Linked DNA regions of Mus musculus: region 1 is linked to region 2. Evidence: chromatin loops called from intact Hi-C (ENCODE). Cell type or tissue: gastrocnemius. All regions are shown on one strand. Each heading gives the region's core, and the rest is flanking DNA. Links, peaks and the distances in the headings are about the cores only. Region 1 overlaps Cyp39a1 (cytochrome P450, family 39, subfamily a, polypeptide 1). Region 2 overlaps Rcan2 (regulator of calcineurin 2).

Region 1 (2,922 bases), core at 130-2,629, 170 kb before region 2:
TCCGGGGTGGAAGCAGGATTCTTAGATGATGGAAACGATGGATGTAGTATACTCAGTAGGAGACATTTATGATTTATTACGGTTCTAATGGAGATCTTTGCTGTCCAATCTATATGGAAAGCTGCTGCGCTCAGCTTGGCTTTAAAAGCCTAGACTGAGGTTCCACGCTCCTACGAACAGCAAGTATGAAATCATTCATGCATTACCTTGAGTTACCACTGGGCATTGAAAAATCACATTATATACCAAATAATCCTAATAGGCCAAAAAGAAAGGCTTTACAGATGTACTTGGGGGCTGGTGAGATGGCTCAGTGGGTAAGAGCACCTGACTGCTCTTCTGAAGGTACAGATGTACTTGGGTGAGGTGTGGGAGAGTGCTGGGTGTTGAGCCTGTGGCCTTGTCGGTCCATACCACACGAGTGTCTTAGCATTGATCTACCCCTCCAGCGCCTCATAAGTTACTTAACGAGATTTAAGTGTGGCTTCCTGGGATTATTTAAAATTAATATGCTTCACGTGCAAGAAGAAAACCCCCTAGTTCATTCTCACACATTCTTTCTTGCTCTCCACGTGGTCTTGCTGTCTAGGCCTGGCTGCTACACAGTCACAGGCAAACCAAGTTGTCCTTGAACTTGCGGCAATCCCCCTGCCTCTATTCCCCAAGAGCTGAGATTATAGCTGTGTGCTACCACTGTCTGCTGCTACATTTGTATTTTAAGGAAATTAAATCATGACAATGTTTTCATGTTGTATTAACATTCTTAAGTATTACGATTTGTTCTGAATATTTAATGTATGCCTACATGACATTTTATGTTGTTTGCTAGTAAATACAATCTGGAACCTTCCCTAGTTCAACAAAGAAACTCTCTATAAATACCAAAGCTAAACTACAGCAATAATCAGTTATAGATTTGACCTCTAAAAGGTATATGATACCGCTCTTGTTTATAAAATCTAGTTGTTTTTAATGGTGATATTTAGTAGCATGTTTTAAAAAATGTTTTTCCCCCCTTTATTTTTATTTTATTTGTATGGGTGTTTTACCCACATATGTCTCAGCGCCACATGTGTGCAATGCCCACAGAGGCCAGAAGAGGGCATCAGATCCTCCAGAACTGAAATTAGAGATGGCTGTGAGCCATGATGCAGGTTTTGAGAATGGAACCTGTGTCCTTCCTTCGGAAGGCAGCCCGTGCTCTTGCATGCTAAGCCATCTCTCCAGCTCCTAATCGTTGGAGCTGGAACACTGTTCTTGCTTCTTTCAACTGTCTATGGCTAACACTGACTCCGCCTGCATTTACCTGGTAAGACAGTTTTATGTTGTATGTGTTCCTCTTTTGCAGATTGCATTCTGGACACTTGGATATATCCTGTCTCATCCCGATATCCACAGGACTGTTTTAGAAAGCATATCTTCTGTGTTTGGCACTGCAGGTACTAAATTAATTTACACAATCAAGGACGCATGGAGTATGTATGGTTTGATCGGGAATGTCTGCCATGTTTTAATCAGGGATTCGGGCTGGGGACATGGCTCAGTTGGTAAGATGCCACTGCACAAGCGTGAGGACCTATACTTGTTCATTCTTCAGCACCCACTTAAAAAGGGGGGGGCTTCGAATTGTGACACACACTGGTAATCCCAGTGCTTAGTGTGTAAAGTCATGGACTATTGTATGAAATATTAAAAATAATTTGATTTTTTTGTTCAAAAAGTATATTATTATATAAGATATGATGCCAGTTAAAGTTGTCCCTCCCTCGCCTCCTGTATAATGGCTAAAAATACCATTTTGAAAATATTTTGTTTGGAGTTTTTATCCAAACCAAACAAACTTGACTGGGTACCTAAGCCCTGCTCTGGTCATGCCAGCCTGGAAGGTGAACCCAGCAGTGCTATGCTTTTATCATGTGGAGATGTGAGCACTAGAATCATTGAGAACTAGCAATGCTCACAGTTGGAATCCCAGAAGCACTCTGGTGAATATGAGAAAAGGCTATTGGCCTACACAGAGCTTCAGGTCTGCAGAGCTGATCAGAGATATGCAATGGTACATATCTGCATACGTGTAGGCACGTGGCTGCAGGTGAGGATGTGCCTCTACAGGTGAGCATGAGTCTGCAGGTGAGCATGTGTCTGCAGGTGAGCTTGTGTCTGCAGGTGGACATGTGTCTGCAGGTGGGTGTGTGTCTGCAGGTGAGCTTGTGTCTGCAGGCGAGCTTGTGTCTGCAGGTGGATGTGTGTCTGCAGGTGGGAGTGTGATTGTAGGTGAGCGTGTATCTACAGACAAACGACAAACACCCTGACTCACACAGTCTGTCCACATTTACTGGAGTCTTTCCTGACATAAAGTTCTCTAGAATCCTGGCCTTTGGAGAGTACAAGGCCAGAATGAGAGTGGTAGGGATAATATGGAGGGTCCAAGAGACCTAGAGGTCACAACTGGAGTGTGACATTAATCTTGAGTGTCCACAGGGTTTGAATTTGGAGCTCTTAGACACAGCTCCAGTGTAAGGAGACAGAACCCTTTGCTCCTTCTGTACCCTGACGTATTCTTAAAACTTGTTATTCTCTCTTAACAGGAAATCATTCCTTCAAACAGGGTTTCATGGTAATAGCTTCACTGACTTCCATTTTTAAGTCATTACTGTAGAATGGAAAACAACTCATAAAAATGTAAAACTTAAATAAATATGGAGATGGAGGTAGCTCAGGGAGCTCTGAATAAATAAAATAGATCTGGAAGCATCTATGGCTAAGTCATAGTAATGGCTCAGAAATTTAGATGTGGGGGAGGCCACAAGGCCATGATATTGAGGAAGATAACCATGAATCTATACAAAGGAAGATGGCAAAGGAAGAATATTAGAGTGTTGCTGTATTATCAAGTACTCTTCAGCGAAACAGAGCCAGTAA
Region 2 (2,922 bases), core at 181-2,680:
CTCCATCCACGTAGATGTCAGCAGCATTCTGGATGTTGGAGCAGATACCTCCCTGACCCTTATTGGTTTGGTTTTGGTTTTAGCTCATTTTCTTCTCTTTTCCAGAGGATTCTCTTTTTTTTTTCCTTGACTCCCTGAGGACTCCGTCCCTCAGAGCCTAACCCCTAGCTCTCATTTCTTTTAAAGCAATTTTCTTTCTTAGACATGGCATTCACCATGCTCGCAGCCCTCACAGCTTCTGTTTAAGATGGTTTCTCACCAGCTGCTGCTGCTGCTGCCCTCCGCTGGCCGCTTAGAACATCAGTTGTGAATGGCACACCATGCTAGGGTGGAGGGCACAGATCAATGACGGTTCTGATGGGGTCTTATTGAACACACACACACACACACACACACACACACACACACGCACGCACACCTGATCAGAGAATATCGATAATTGAGTCATGGAAAGAGACAGGACGCCCTCATCCATACTTCATGTATCAAAACTGTTATTCCATGCCCTGAAAAGGTGTTTGTTCTGTGATCCCTCCTGGTTTTGAACCCCAGGTTCCTAATGCATAAGGGATCATTTGTTTCTATAGGGACGGGGGCTACTCCTTGTAAATAACACTCACTATGCAACCCAAACCAAGGCACGCAGTAGTCTAGTAGTATTACTTTAAACTCAGATTCAACTTTCTTGCCTTGCATAGAACTCAGTGGAGTTATGCAGTCCAATTATTTACTTATTCAATGGTCTTGTCTTTCATGGCTTGTCTTTTTTAAATGCAGGGATTCTGTGCTTTGAAATCTGTACTCAGTTCATGTATTCCGGAATTTATATCTTAAAAAGTTGAAGCAACTAGGTTTAATTACTTAAAACATGATCAGATTGAGGTAGCAATCACCTAAATCTAATCTGTGGGAATCTGAAACATTCCTGTCCTCCCTAGTCCAGACCAGATTAATTGGCACAAAAAGCAGTAAATGATATCTTTGGTTGTTTCTTGAGAATGTAGAAAATGACATATCCTGCATTTTACAAGGCAGTTTGCTGACACAAAGGATATGATGAGCCAGCAAACTATTTAGAAATGTTTTCGATTCCCCCCCTCCCAAAAAATATGTGCTCTTTCTCAGTCAAGCTGGCTTGACATCAGCTTCTCTCTCAGTGGTCGCTGCTGCCCCCTGCTGGTGGTTACAATCCAGGCACGGACTTCCCATGTGGAGAATGAAGGTGAGCTTCTAAAAGAGGTGGTTTTCAGGAAAGGAAATAAAAGTTTGCGGTTTCATCATATTTTAAAATATTTACATACTAAAACAAGACGCAGTGAGCTTATCTTGGCAATGATGTATTGGACAGAATAGTGGACGAAGGATTGACTGTAGAGATGGAGCCCGTGCTGTGGATGGAGGGAAAAGGCTAGAGAGGTGGCGTTGAAGAAAGGAAGGTCTTAGGAGGTTGGAGATGGACCTTAGGCTTTCAAAAGTAGCACCTCTCTAACACTGGCTGCTTTGGAATCATATGGGAGCGTTGTCTGAACCAAACTCGCCTGATCTATAGCTCTTAATACTTAACAGTAGGCTCACTGAGGCGGGATAAAACCTGAACGTTGGTCTTCACATGACAACTGTAGTTGTCAATGTGGAGTCATGAATGTGGATCAACCCGAGATGTGCTCTAATGCCAGAAGGTAGCCTTTCCATCACATAAGAGTTGCAAATAGCCCCATGAGCTGGGATCCTAACGAAATGAAGTGACAATCTTTCAGTGTCGAATTCTGAATGTTTATGATTTCTGTTATAATTGATCAGTTTGAAAAGGCTTAAAGATAATTTGACTGTTATGGTGGTCACATTTAACAAACAGCAAGGAAAATTCTTGGGAATTTAACAATGGGTTCTACAGACTGGGTGAGAACTAGTTGGTGGCACAGTTCTGGCTCTACCCTTGGGATGTCTGGGCAATGGAGTGGGTACCAGGCAGTGAGATTGGTCAGGTGAGAACAGTGAAGAAAGTGCCCCATAGCATTATGAAGAGGCTCTGATTGTTAGAGTGGGGCTCACATGTTACTTCTGGAAGGAATTAAGGGATTTACTTAAATCTGGGAAGGATGGAAGGTTAGAATGAATATAACCTCCCCACACCCCCAAAAGTGTTGATGACATTAGAGAGACAAACAGTTAAATTGTTTCCTTCCAAAACCCAGCTTTTTTTCCTCTGATCTTGTCCTAACAGACAATAAAGGAGGTTTAGGCTATGTTACAAAGTCAGTGCCAAATTATTATATTTATATACCTTTGCTTCAAATAAGGGTACTGATGTATTGTTGCACAGAATATTGAAGACCCATCACCTTTAAAGTACAAGTGGGATTAGATCTGGGAGGGCAGCTCAGCTCATAAAATACAGACATGGAGACCCAAGTTCAATCCCCAGGACCCAAGTAAAAAGCTAGGCATGGGGCCAGAGAAAAGGCTCATCGGTTACAAGTACTTGGCAGCCTTGCAGAGGATCTGAACTTGGTTCCCAGCATGCACGTGGCAGCACACAACCCCTTCTAACTCCAGTTCAGGGGACCCAACATCCTCTTGCCACGGAGGCATGCACACACATGCAGGTATATATACATACACAAGAGGGAAGGGATTTGTGTCAGTGAGCATGATGCTAGCACCAAACAGCTCCATTTGAGTTTCACATTATCCATTTATTATTTTTATTTTTTAAAAAAATATCTTTTTAAAGGCTGGGTATGGCAGCACACTACTGGATACACAGGCTGAGGGAGTCCCTGGGGTTTGCTTGCTAACCAGTTTAGCCTAACCAGAATCCCAGGACTCAGTATTGAAGAACAACAGCCCAGGTTGACCTCTGGCCTCACACAACCACCGCTGTACAACACACACACACACACACACACACACACACACACA

Evidence for each region. Hi-C counts contacts between places; a loop is a spot of excess contacts. Peaks named below come from ENCODE experiments on the same cell type or tissue, not always from the same donor. Only the 100,000 strongest peaks of a DNase experiment are listed, where the experiment ranks them.
Region 1: a loop joins it to region 2, with 7 times the contacts of the local background. A loop is called at or near these places in 32 of 42 quality-filtered maps.

Annotation. Positions count from the first base shown.
Region 1 is chr17:43,700,129-43,703,050 of GRCm38, forward strand. It overlaps Cyp39a1 (cytochrome P450, family 39, subfamily a, polypeptide 1), which reads left to right. Exons shown (of 12, transcript NM_018887.4): 7 at 1,349-1,439. Among named protein-coding and RNA genes, the nearest start is that of Gm25783, 3.2 kb to the left of the region's middle. In gastrocnemius, for the core only: a CTCF peak has its summit at 1,091 (motif pointing right); a DNase peak (open chromatin) is centred at 1,100.
Region 2 is chr17:43,868,735-43,871,656 of GRCm38, forward strand. All of the region lies in intron 2 of Rcan2 (regulator of calcineurin 2), which reads left to right. Among named protein-coding and RNA genes, the nearest start is that of Rcan2, 68 kb to the left of the region's middle. In gastrocnemius, for the core only: CTCF peaks have their summits at 285 (motif pointing left) and 1,184 (motif pointing left); DNase peaks (open chromatin) are centred at 282, 1,173 and 2,467.